2 separate regions of the Homo sapiens genome follow, and region 2 is linked to region 1. A link is a contact called in ENCODE Hi-C or POLR2A ChIA-PET data. All regions are on one chromosome and are shown on one strand. Each heading gives the region's core, a stretch centred on a gene start or an enhancer-like site at or near the end of the contact. The rest is flanking DNA. Distances are from core to core; before and after follow the strand shown.

The links. Hi-C counts contacts between places; a loop is a spot of excess contacts on that map. ChIA-PET counts read pairs that join two places held with the same protein, here RNA polymerase II (POLR2A). Pooled maps may share reads with other maps.
Region 2: a loop to region 1 is called in a pooled map, with 8 times the contacts of the local background. The contact joins two enhancer-like sites. A Hi-C loop is called at or near these places in 2 of 37 single-sample maps with no recorded cell type and 6 of 50 pooled maps. POLR2A ChIA-PET finds 5 or more read pairs at or near these places in 2 of 52 experiments (Panc1 and WTC11).

What each region holds. Positions count from the first base shown.
Region 1 is chr13:42,493,941-42,500,006 of GRCh38, reverse strand. No RefSeq gene overlaps it. Among named protein-coding and RNA genes, the nearest start is that of LINC02341, 72 kb to the right of the region's middle. RefSeq lists an enhancer at 3,881-3,980. Within about 2 kb of position 2,051, at least 2 of the 41 ENCODE cell types and tissues checked have a DNase peak (open chromatin) inside an H3K27ac peak, as active enhancers do.
Region 2 is chr13:42,872,065-42,878,520 of GRCh38, reverse strand. LINC00428 (long intergenic non-protein coding RNA 428) reads left to right here and starts at 5,777. Exons shown (of 5, transcript NR_126389.1): 1 at 5,777-5,963. RefSeq lists an enhancer at 5,082-5,870. Within about 2 kb of position 1,525, at least 5 of the 41 ENCODE cell types and tissues checked have a DNase peak (open chromatin) inside an H3K27ac peak, as active enhancers do.

The sequences.
Region 1 (6,066 bases), core at 802-3,301:
GGAGCAGGACATCAGTGTTGGGGCTGTTGCATTGGTCCAGACAAGGGACGGTTGATATGCCTTGAATGAGAATCTTAACAGTGGTTATGACGAAAATAGCCAAATTCAGAAATTGACAGGACAAGACTTACTGATCGATTGGACATCAGCGGCGAGTGAAAGAGAGGACACATAAACAACTCCCGGTTAAAATTTTGGATTGGACAATTGAGTGGATGGTGAGCATCACTTACTGAGACATTTTTTTCTTAGTATATGTTCCATTAAACTGAAAAAAATTAAAGTTAATCCCCCTTTCTTAACTTCCTTCTACACTGGCAAATAATAATAATAATAATAATAATAATAATAATAATAATAATGAGAGACATATTTTTCAGTTAAATGACATTATCAAATTAGACTACTAGAAAATACCATAGATCAAATCATCTGGGAATTACCACCCCAGAGCATCCAGGACTGAACTCAGACAGGCAATTTGATTGGCTCACAATGATATCATAATTCTATTTCAGGGCAGAACTGGAGGTCTGCCTGTTGATGCCCAGAGCCTGAGGTCTGGCCACCCACGGGTCCCTAAGCCCTCATCTAGATTCATGCTGTGCTGAGACCATTCTGTGAGTTGATAAAAGGCTGTAGGGTGGCTGGGCCTTAGGGTAGAGGGTTGTGTAATGCAGTGCATAATGGCAGTGGAGGTAAGATTAGAAACCAGAAAATATATGTCAATGTGGTCCGACCCCTTTCTGGGTTCACATCAAAATCCCCGTTTGCTTTCCAGAAAGTAGTGGTACAAACCATTATTCCTGTTCATGAGCTCCTTGGGACAGTTCTTCTAGGACACAATTCTCCCTTGCACTAGAAACTATTTTAAAAGTAAACAACACCAGACACCACTACTTAAAGAAAGTCTGGCTCTAACATCCTTCTCAGAAACATTTTGTTGTTGTTGCACAAAAAGTGGCCTCATTACAAAGAGCTTTATTCACAGATCTACAAAGAAGGTAGAGACCATAGGGTCACACACCCAGGAGACAGAATTAAACAGTGTCTTTCCAGAAAGGCAGCAATGAATTCCAAAACAGATTTCAGCTATGAAGATAGATTTTTGCCTATTGCCTGCAATAGGAATAGGAAAACCCTCATGTGTCTAGCGTAATAATATAAGACTTTCAAAGGGCATGGTATTTATTCAAACCACACCATCAGTACAATCTGCAACTCAAATTGCAATGTCAATTTTCCCTTATTGTGCATGTTTCCAGTGCAGTGCCTGGAGCTGAAGAGTGGTGGGGCTGTAAGTCAACCTCTTCGGCTTTGGCCAACTCCTTTGGGTGTTTTGAAGGCATCTCCACCACTTGGCTCATAGCATGTGTCTGATTAAGCCATTGTAATAGGATAATGGACAATCTCATATTGTGGAATCATAATATGGCATTGTAAGATGGACCCAGAGAATCATATCAACGCAATTCTCAAGGGTGGAGTACACACACACACACACACACACACACACACACACACATATATATATATGCACACACACACACACACATATATATGTACACAGTATCTAGACTACAGCAGGCTAATAATTTAGTGGGCAGTATCGCATAGTGGTTAAAGGCTTGGACTCGAGACAGACTGCCTGAGTTCACGTCCCATTTCTCTCATTTACCAGCTCTAATGTGAAACCTTGGCAAGTGTTAAACGGCGTGACAAAAGTAGAACGTATTTCATGGGATTGTTGAAATGATGAAATGAATTAATACACATAAATGACATAGTACAGCACCTGGCAAATAGTAGGGACTATTTGGTATTATTATGATTACACTGCACACTTTTAATCTAAGGCCACACTTCATGTGTGTCCCCTTCATGACTTCATGTGCTGTCAGAAATCATCCTAGAGAAAAGGATGTGAGAAACTAACATGCAATGAGCCTCTACTCAATACCAGGAACTATTCCAGAGAATGTACATGTGCACTATCTCTAAGTCTGAGTCATTTCCCCAACTGCAGTAGCCCATGACTCAAGTGGGGAGAAGTGTGGTATGATCCAGGTACTTAGTATAGCCTTGCCTAGATTTAAAACCTGACTCCACCACTTACTAGCTGTGTGACCTTGGACGAGTTATTTCACCCTCTAAACCATCATTTCCATATCTGTAAAACAGGTATAACATCTAACATTCATGGTGCTTCTGAAGATCTAACAAGCTGACATATGTCTATGACAGTGGCTGGCACAGTGTGGGTTCTCAGAAGCAATGTTGCTCCTCTAGTTACTTCTTAGCTTTTACCTCCAAGGGAACTGGTAGCCTTCCCTGGAAGAACCCAAGGCCAATAGGCATTTTACTATTTAAACATAATTTATTCTTTCATGGAAAAAACATTTTAAATCATTACATGTATAGTGAAAGAAAAAGTAAATTATGTAAACATCTGGAAAGAGTCTTAAATTTCCAATAGACATATGTTTTCTTACTTAGCATATATTCACCGTTCAGCCCCATGTATTTGTCAATACAGAATTTCCTTTAATTCCCCCGTAACTTAGTTGTTTTAACCAAAGAGTAAGAGTTAATTGGAGCAAAGAGAAAGATGAGATGATGATCAGCAGTTCTGAGATGACAGGGATTGATGGCTTTCTCAGTAATCTGTGGGGGCTCACCCTGACTACTCATTCTGAAATGAATCTGTAGCTTTCTCGACCAAATCTTACAACTTTGAGGGATAGGCATTTTATAATTTTTTTAATCTTTTTTTTGAGACTGAGTCTTGCTCTGTCACCCAGGCTGGAATGCAGTGGCACAATCTTGGCTCACTGTAACCTCCGCCTCCCGGGTTAAAGCAATTCTCCAGCTTCAACCTCCCGAGTAGCTGGGATTACAGGCACATGCCACCAAGCCCGGCTAATTTTTGTATTGTTTTAGTAGAGATGGGGTTTCACCTTGTTGGCCAGGCTGGTCTTGAACTCCTGACCTTGTGATCCACCTGCCTCGGCCTCCCAAAGTGCTGGTATTACAGGCATGAGCCACTGTGCCCGGCCGGCATTTTACAATTCTAAAGATAGGAGGGCTGTGAAATGGCCCTCAAGGAGCTAGGCTATAAGGTGTCATTATGTTTGGTATCACTGTCCTTTCCTTTTGGTTCCAAGGCAGTGATGGGGATGTACATTACACCATATCTAAAATTAAAGATACCAGATCTAAACACATGCCTCTACCTACTGAAGCCTGGCGCTAGACCAGTGACTGACCACAGCATACAAGGTCAGCTGGTATTGTTGAATTATATAAATTTGGGTTGGATTGGGTGGCAGAAGGTGCCAGAGCCCAAGCAGACTGATATGAGGCAGAGCTTACCCAGGACTACCATTGGCGTGGCCAGGTACTTGACAAGGCAAGTGGGCATTGGGGCCAGGAGGGAGAAGCCAGCAGGGACAAGGCGTGGGCTTGCAGAGGTACAAAGCCCAGTGCTCCTTACTGGAAGAGGATGCTTGTTCAGTCTTTTAAATGCAATACACCCTTCTTATGACACAGCAGGATTGTCGGGACTCCCTGCCCCCCATAGGATTGCTGAATACTAACGCCAGGAGCCAAGTCAATCAATAATTCATTCATTCTACAAATATTTATTGAGTACCTACTATGTGAATAAAATATGCCAAATTTCCATGACCTGGCAGTGCTTACAGTTTAGCAAGCAGAGACAGATAGTAAATGAGTAAATTATTCAGTATATCAGAAGATGAAAAGTTCTCAGGGAAACAAAAAGTAAGGCAGGGTAAGGGAATTGGGAATATAGTGGGAAGACTACAGTTTTAAAAACAGTGGTCAGAGTAGGTCTCATTGAGGAGATGACTTTTGAGCAAAGACTGGAAGGGAGTGAGGAAGTAAGCCACGTGGTCACCTGAGTGAAGAGCATGCAGGTGACCAGAATGAAAAGGATTATTTGCAGTGCAAAGGCCCTAGGATGGAACACACCCAAGGAGGCTGGTATGGGTGGAGAGCTGGAGGAGAGGGGGAGAGCTGTAGGAAATGACATCAGCGAGGTAACAAGGAGGGTGACCAGACCATGGAAGGTTCTGAGAACTTTCATTTTTACTGAGTGAAATATGGACCTGCCGGGTACAGCGGCTCACACCTGTAATCCCAGCACTTTGGGGGGCCGAGGCGGGTGGATCACCTGGGGTCAGGAGTTTGAGACCAGCCCGGTCAACATGGTGAAACTCCATCTCTACTAAAAATACAAGAAATTAGCCAGACATGGTGGGGGGTGCCTGTAATCCCAGTTACTTGGAAGGCTGAGGCAGGAGAATCGCCTGAACCCAGGAGGTGGTGGTTGCAGTGAGCTAAGATAGTGCCATTGCACTCCAGCCTGGGCAACAAGAGTGAAACTCCATCTCAAAAACAAACAAAAAAAAGAAATATGGAACCAGAACCATGCAGGGTTTTCAGCAGAGGAGTGACATGATCTGAGTAATGTTTTCAAAAGATTAGGAGGCTGTTGCAATAATCCAGGAAAGATACAGATCAGGGTGGTTCAGCAGCAGAGGTGGTGAGACATGGTCACATTCTGGATAATTTTTGAATCAGAATTTCCTGGTAGAACCAATGCTAGATGTGACAGAGGAGACTTAGGAAGAACTCTGAGGTTTTTGGCATGGATATCTGGAAGCTTCAAGTTGCTATCAACTGAGATTTAGAAGGAGGAGGTTTGGGGAGAAGTCAGAAGTTCACCTTTGGATGTGATAGGTTTCAGATATCTGAGAAATATGCTGGAGGAAGGGTAGACACTTGTGTACAATGAGTCTGGAGTTCAGGAGAGAGGTCTTTCTACACTGGAGATACAAAAGCAAATGAGAATGAGGTTTTCAAGGGAGGGGTTGGTGACAGAGAAGAAAGTCAAGGACAGGAGACTTCTATTTTAAAAGATAGCCAAGAAAAGAAGGAACCAACAAAAGAAGTGGATAAGGATTGACCAGAGGTGACTCTCTTTCAAATCAGGAGGGAGAAACTTCTCTCTAGGCTGTTTTTATAATTTGAAATGTGTGATTTGGGGAAGTGATGTGATCCTTGTGTATGGCTCACAGTGGTTTCATGGAAGCTCTAGGTTTGGAGAAAACAGCCTGGGTTATATTTTCCTGTGTATGTTTCTAGTATGTTTGGATTGTGTGGCTAGTGGACCCACATGCCCCAAGAGACAGAACCTTGAGACCAGGGACACCCTCTGAATAAGTCTGCTGAGGACATTTCCTTCCATTTGCCAAAGAGGGGGTGGGGGAAGTTTTATTTTTCATTTTGCCTGTTGAGAGCATTTAAAAAATAATATTCTAATATGAATTCTGTTGTGTGTAAATAGTCGACAAAAGCCTATTTTTTCTGAATTTAATGTATCCGATCCTTTTCTTTAGGACTGGGGCTTTTCTAAACTCCTTATTGATTATTGTTAACTATTAGGGTTATTATGGACTTGTTGACTGTTAGTGGTTTTTTTTCCTTTTTTAAAAATAGTCCTCTTCATTAATTTATGTCCTTTTTATCATTGTTCCAAATCACGTCTTACTTCCTGTTACTCAGCTACACAACTGAGAGTTATGTCCCATCCTCTTTAGAGAAATTTATTCACCAAATTGACTCAACCACAGCATCAGAGCTTGAGATACTATCTTTCAGGTTTTTCCTGGGGTTGAGCTATGCAAAAGAATATAAATCCTCAGCTACTCGTAAGCTGAAGTGGGAGGATCGCTTGAGGCCAGATGGTCAAGACCAGCCTGGACAACAGAGCAAGACCCCTGTCTCTAAGAAATAAAAACAAATAAAAATGTAAAAAACAATATAAATCCTTATGTCTCTTAACCTGTACACTTAGTAATTATCATATAGCAACTATAGTTGGCCAGAATTAAAAGCTTGACACATAATAACTCATTTTATCCTCTCAAAACCCCTGCGAGGGAGGGACTATCATTGTCATCCTCACTTTAGAAATGAAGAAAATGAAGTACAGAGAGATTAAGTCACTTGCTAAGGACACACAGCTAGTAAGTGGCACAG
Region 2 (6,456 bases), core at 276-2,775, 380 kb before region 1:
CTCTTGCCCTTAGGTGTTTATAGTTAATTACAGGGAAAACCATCTTTTAGTTTTTACTTTTTCAACATGTGGTGATTAAGTGCAGAAAGAGCAAGTAAAAATGTAAGATGAGGAGCTTAAATCTTCCTGTCGAAAATAAGGGAAGAAATTTCTCCACTCCTTTTTTCTCTTTCAGAATGTTTTCCCTGGCCGGGCGCGGTGGCTCACGCCTGTAATCCCAGCACTTTGGGAGGCCAAGGCCGGCGGATCACGAGGTCAGGAGATCGAGACCATCCTGGCTAACATGGTGAAACCCCATCTCTACTAAAAAATAAAAAAAATTAGCTGGGAGTGGTGGTGGGCGCCTGTAGTCCCAGCTACTGGGGAGGCTGAGGCAGGAGAATGGCGTGAACCCAGGAGGCGGAACTTACAGTGAGCCGGCGATTGCACCACTGCACCTCCAGCCTGGGCGGCAGAGCGAGACTGTCTCAAAAAAAAAAAAAAAAAAAGTTTTCCCTGTCCTTTTCTATGTATGTGAATCTTTTTAGTGGCTAAATAAGCCTCTGGGCTACCTCACAATCTGGAGTGTTTCTTCAAGGACCTGGACGTCCTCTCTTCCTTGATGTAATCATCAAGGAAGCTAAGGCTTTAGCTTCCGGTTTCCTAAGAGGAGAGGGGTGTAACTTCAGTTGTTGTCTGACTCCAAATTGCAAAGCCTAACTAATGGTAATGGGTTGTATCCCCTTAGCTATAAAAGAGTGAGAGTTCTTTCTGGTCTTTGCCATTTCTTTAGCAGATTGCCTGTAATGTGCATCACTTTCTGGTTTAATGCTTATTTAATAATAAAATAGTTTTCCTTTTACCTTTGTAGAAAGCTTTTCTGGGTTAGGAGGACATTTCGTTTTTAATTATATTTTCCCAGGAGTGCTCACTATGTGCCAGGCACTCTTCCAGGCACCAGAGATATAGCATTAAATAAGACAGAAGCTGCCCTCATGAGCTCATATTCTAGGACAGATAGACACTGAACAGTAAGAATAATATCTAAGGAAATCATGCAGGCAGCACATTAGAAGGCGGGGCGGGGGGGGGGTGGTAAGTGCAGTAAGCCATGTGTAAACAATCGAGTGTGATGAGCTGTGTAAAGAACAGTGGGAGTTTAAAGGAGAGAGAGGTAAGTTATCCTGGGGCAGTTGAGGACTTGATGTTTGAGCTGAATCTTGAAAGATGAATGGTTTTGAAAATAGCTCATTGCTTTAGGGGAGGAGTGGAGCTGGTATTCTAGGAAGTGGAAGATATTTGATCAAAGAAATATACATGACAGCAGAGTACATTAGGGGAAGTCTGCATAATCAGCATCTCATTTGATACCATCAACAACCAGAGGCAGAGATTTTTTTTCTTGTTCTTCCTTTTTCTCTCTTCTCCTGCTCCTTTCTCCTACTCTCTTGTAATGATTCATACTGTTGACACATATTGAGTTTACTATCAGCTAAAATCTTTAAACTTTTTCACACACATTGTTCCTGAGTCATAGCACCCTAATCTGTACTTGTTGGCATACGTTTTATTCTCGGTAACCTTGTAGGAGTTTGTGTGTGTGTGTGTTGTGTATTGAAGAAGAGTTGGAGAAGAGACCGAAGTAGTTAGGCTGAATAAAATAGAACTCTGGAAATGATGACAGGCATCTCCCATACTTAAAGGTCTATCATAGGAAGAGAAATCCATTCTTTTTTTTCTATGTGATTGTTAGAACTAGTGGGTGGTACTTTAGGGATATAGATTTCTACTCTATGCCAAGAAAAGCTTTTAGAAGTTGATTTCAGAATTGACCAGGTACATCTCTAAAGAAATCCCTTGGGGAGAGGGTGAGGTCTTGGAAAAAATACAGACTCCTGGGCCCCATCCTTGACTTACATCACAAATCTTGTTACCAGGGACCAGGAATTTGCATAACAGGCTCTCAAGGAAATCCCTAGGTACACTGAAATTTGAAAACTTCAAGAGAATTAACATACCTTTTCTTTGAGAGCCCTTTCAACCTGGGGAAACTTTGATCCTATGAGACCCTAGAAAGGGGAACCACAGAACATTCATTTTCTTTGGGGTGTGGTGAGTCTGATGACTGTGTAACTAGGATGATTATTGAGAACTGAAACTAAAGTCCTTAGCTCCCCAGTCAACTGAACAGGCTGCCTCTTGGCCAAGAGGACCCCAGAGAAACCTTTTAAAAACTGAGTTTCTGGCCATCACAGGACGAGAGGTCAGATGCACCTCTTTATCTTCCCTCCCTTTTGTGGTTTAGACACAACATCTGACCAGCATTAATGTTGAAATAGAGATCACGAGACTGTCAGAACAGACTCTTTGTTCACAATGAGATACCACATTATAAACAGGACCGAAGGCCATGTTAAGTCATGGACTCCTACAGTTAAAGAAGAAACTGTGTTCCAACTGCCACAAGGTTTTTCTTTTTCTCTAGCAGCTAAACACGCGCTGGCCTTGAGATAAGCAATATTAAACAATTGCAGCTCATCCACCAGCAGAGCTGACTAACTGAGGCCCCCTGCTCCACAAGCCAGAACTACAGCTTTGATTGAATAAAAGACTGGTTTCAGTATTTTTCTCCTGCTAAGAGACCACCCACAGATCGACTAGTTCCAGCCGAGTTACAGATGCTGTGCATTTGAGTGCCTTCCTTTCCCTGCTTCACCTTTTGACATATAGGGCTTACTTGTAATATATTTCAATGTTAAGTCTCCACCTAAGGGAAGCATGAGATGCATGTAACATGCATGTTTATTCAGTATGCATGCCATGTTCCCCCTTCATGAATATCTGGACGAAAGACTGCATAGCTCCTCCCGTAACCTGTTGAATATATACATATATTTGGCCAACCTGTTCAACAAAACGTATGTCTCATCCTTCCCTCCCTCGAAGTACCCGCTGACAGAGGCTTCTCACAGAAGCTACACTTCTCAGCCTGTCAGAATGGCCACATTGTAGGCTGCGAGTCTTTATAGCAAACAAAGTCTCCTTTCTAAATTTGTGATTTTTAAGCTGATACCATAGAATTCATCTTTCAAATCAGGACACTTTTAAGAGTGAAATGAAGTGCTAAAAATCCTGGTATCTTTTTTCAAAAATTTACTAACTGACAAATACATTTTTATTTTTTGATGGATCTGCCAAATAATTATTTTGAAACACTATTTCAAAAATATTTTTTCTAGAAAGTAGAATAACATATATCTGTGTACACCAAAGAAAACTTTTAAAACTTCTTTACATATATAAAAAGTAGAAATTTTACAATAATATAATCAGAATAATTACCCCTTTAGTCATTTTTTGAAAACACATTTGTCTCAAATACCATGTCATTCTATTTTTCTAAAGAATGTTTTCTTTTCCTTATATGGTCTTGCTATGTTAAAATTTTAAATAAAATTGTCCCAATATTTTCTTCAAATTTGCATTTAATGACTAATAAATTTGAAATGAACCTTCTCTGTAGACCATATCAGGATTGAGAATATACTCTTTTTAACGTACTTAATTTGTTTAGTTTCTTCATGCTTTGGTGGGGATACACTTTGGTGTCTTCTTGTTTTTAAGACTTGTTACTAATAATTCCAATTGTCTAAACATGTGGAAAGCTAAAGTTTTTTGAAACTCTATTCATTGAAAGTGCTGATCAAAGATTTCTAACTGATTTGGACAAATTCAGCCCAGATTTAGAGAGCTAATTTTTAAAAAGAATTCAACAAAAAGATACTTAGATTGATATACAAATTATTTCTTCAATGCTCAAATATTTCTAAAATTCTCCTTATGGCAGACAGCAAAGAGAGAAAAACACATGATACTGCCTTGTATTTAAAATCATATTTTTGCAAAAACTATAGTTTAGATATTTTAAGTGTATACATATATATCATATTTATAAATTCTTCGTGACTGCTACTATTTTGATTGGTAGATTATCACTACTTGTTTGAGTACAAGTATGAATCATGTTGCACATCTAATTCCCAGTACATTTCTGCTCCATAATTCTTTAGAAAAAACATGCTTTTACAATGACACTGTGCTATGCCAAAATTTGTACTTAATTATGACACAAAGATAACTTTAGTTTGAACTTTTAAAAACAATTTATGATAGCACTGATTCATTTAACTGGATTTACAATGACATCTCACTCTAGTAATATCAGATGTTTTTACCGTCAGCAAAATAAAATTCCAAATGTTTTACTTTGATACCATGAATTGGATGAAAATAAAAGGAATCATTGTTGAAAATAACTGTTTTCCAATATGAAGCATCTGACTCCATTTCTATAAAAGTGGCATCATTTAATTGTTTGAAACTTTTTTTTCTGCCATTGGATCCAGCACCTTACCATCTATCGCTTTGTAGGGGAGGAGACCAGCTTTTCCTCTCTCCATCTTAGGTTCATGGCTGAGGCCCCTATAACAAAAGACAGATGAACCAGAGAAAAGCTTACATGTTTATTTAACATGCATTTTACATGAAATGGGAGCTTTCATAAGGAAATAAATACCTGAAGAAACAGTTAAACCTGTGTATTTTTTAAACCTGTGTATTTTTATGCTGGGTTTGATGAAGAGAGGAGAGTCATAGAGAAATATAATAGGGTGAAAAGTATGACATGATGATTATAAACTGGGGAAACTCAGCAAGGCCAGTTTGTTCAGTTTCCCTTCTGTGACCTTTTGTTTTCAGGGATAAGGATGTTCCTTTCTTCCTGGCATAGAGAGGGCACATCTTACATGAGAGTCTATGACCTCTTTCAGGGGAAGGTCAGAAAATCTTTCCTAGGTTTTATGAACTGCATCAGGGAAGGAGGCTGGGGGAAAGTCAGAGACACTTTCCCGCTTCTGCTGTTTTCCTCAAATTTCTTCCGTTTAAAATATTCAATACGCCAAGGAACCATATTTTGGAGCAGCATGCCCTGAACCCCATCAGCTTCACTTTTTGTATGTGTACAACAGACACAGAGTGCAGATTTAGAGAGGCAGTCATTTGATCCAAATGAAAAGCCATGCTTCACAGGATACTTTCCTTGTCTGCACGTGTCAAGTCCTCATGTTCATGCACAGTATGTATCTCAAATGTACTCTCGAATGAGAGTAGATACTAATAGTTTAGCAGATTCGTGTTTTCTATTTTTCATGTGGTGAGTGATGTCATATAGCCCCCATGGTAAGTGTTGATAAACATTTTGGGATTTATAGGTTTGTCATTAACATTCTCATGAACAAAGTATTTGATTTTCCATTACACATTTCCTTTCACTTTTTGAGCCCATTAATGCCAAAACATTTTTTGCAAAGTTAAAACGTGTTACTGTCAGGCCTCTGAGCCCAAGCCAAGCCATCGCATCCCCCGTGACTTGCACGTATACGCCCAGATGGCCTGAAGTAACTGAAGAATCACAAAAGAAGTGAATATGCCTTGCCCCACCGTAACTGATGACATTCCACCACAAAAGAAGTGTAAATGGCTGGTCCTTGCCTTAACTGATGACATTACCTTGTGAAAGTCCTTTTCCTGGCTCATCCTGGCTCAAAAAGCACCCCCACTGAGCACCTTGCGACCCCCACTCCTACCCGCCAGAGAACAAACCCCCTTTGACTGTAATTTTCCTTTACCTACCCAAATCCTATAAAACGGCCCCACGCTTATTTCCCTTCGCTGACTCTCTTTTCGGACTCAGCCCACCTGCACCCAGGTGAAATAAACAGCTTTACTGCTCTCACACAAAGCCTGTTTGGTGGTCTCTTCACACGGACGCGCATGAAATTTGGTGCTGTGACTCGGATTGGGGGACCTCCCTTGGGAGATCAATCCCCTGTCCTCCTGTTCTTTGCTCCATGAGAAAGATCCACCTACGACCTCAGGTCCTCAGACCGACCAGCCCAAGAAACATCTCACCAATTTCAAATCCGGTAAGCGGCCTCTTTTTACTCTCTTCTCCAACCTCCCTCACTATCCCTCAACCTCTTTCTCCTTTCAATCGTGGCGCCACACTTCAATCTCTCCCTTCTCTTAATTTCAATTCCTTTCATTTTCTGGTAGAGACAAAAGAGACATGTTTTATCCGTGAACCCAAAACTCCGGCGCCGGTCACGGACTGGGAAGGCAGCCTTCCCTTGGTGTTTGATCATTGCAGGGACGCCTCTCTGAGTATACACTCACGTTTCAAGGGTGTCAGACCATGCAGGGACGCCTGCCTTGGTCCTTCACCCTTAGCGGCAAGTCCCGCTTTCCTGGGGCAGGGGCAAGTACCCCTCAACCCCTTCCCCTTCACCCTTAGCAGCAAGTGCTGCTTTCCTGGGGCAGGGGCAAGTACCCCTCAACCCCTTCTCCTTCACCCTTAGCGGCAAGTCCCGCTTTCCTAGGGGGCAAGAACCCCCCAATCGCTTATTTCCGCCGCACCCC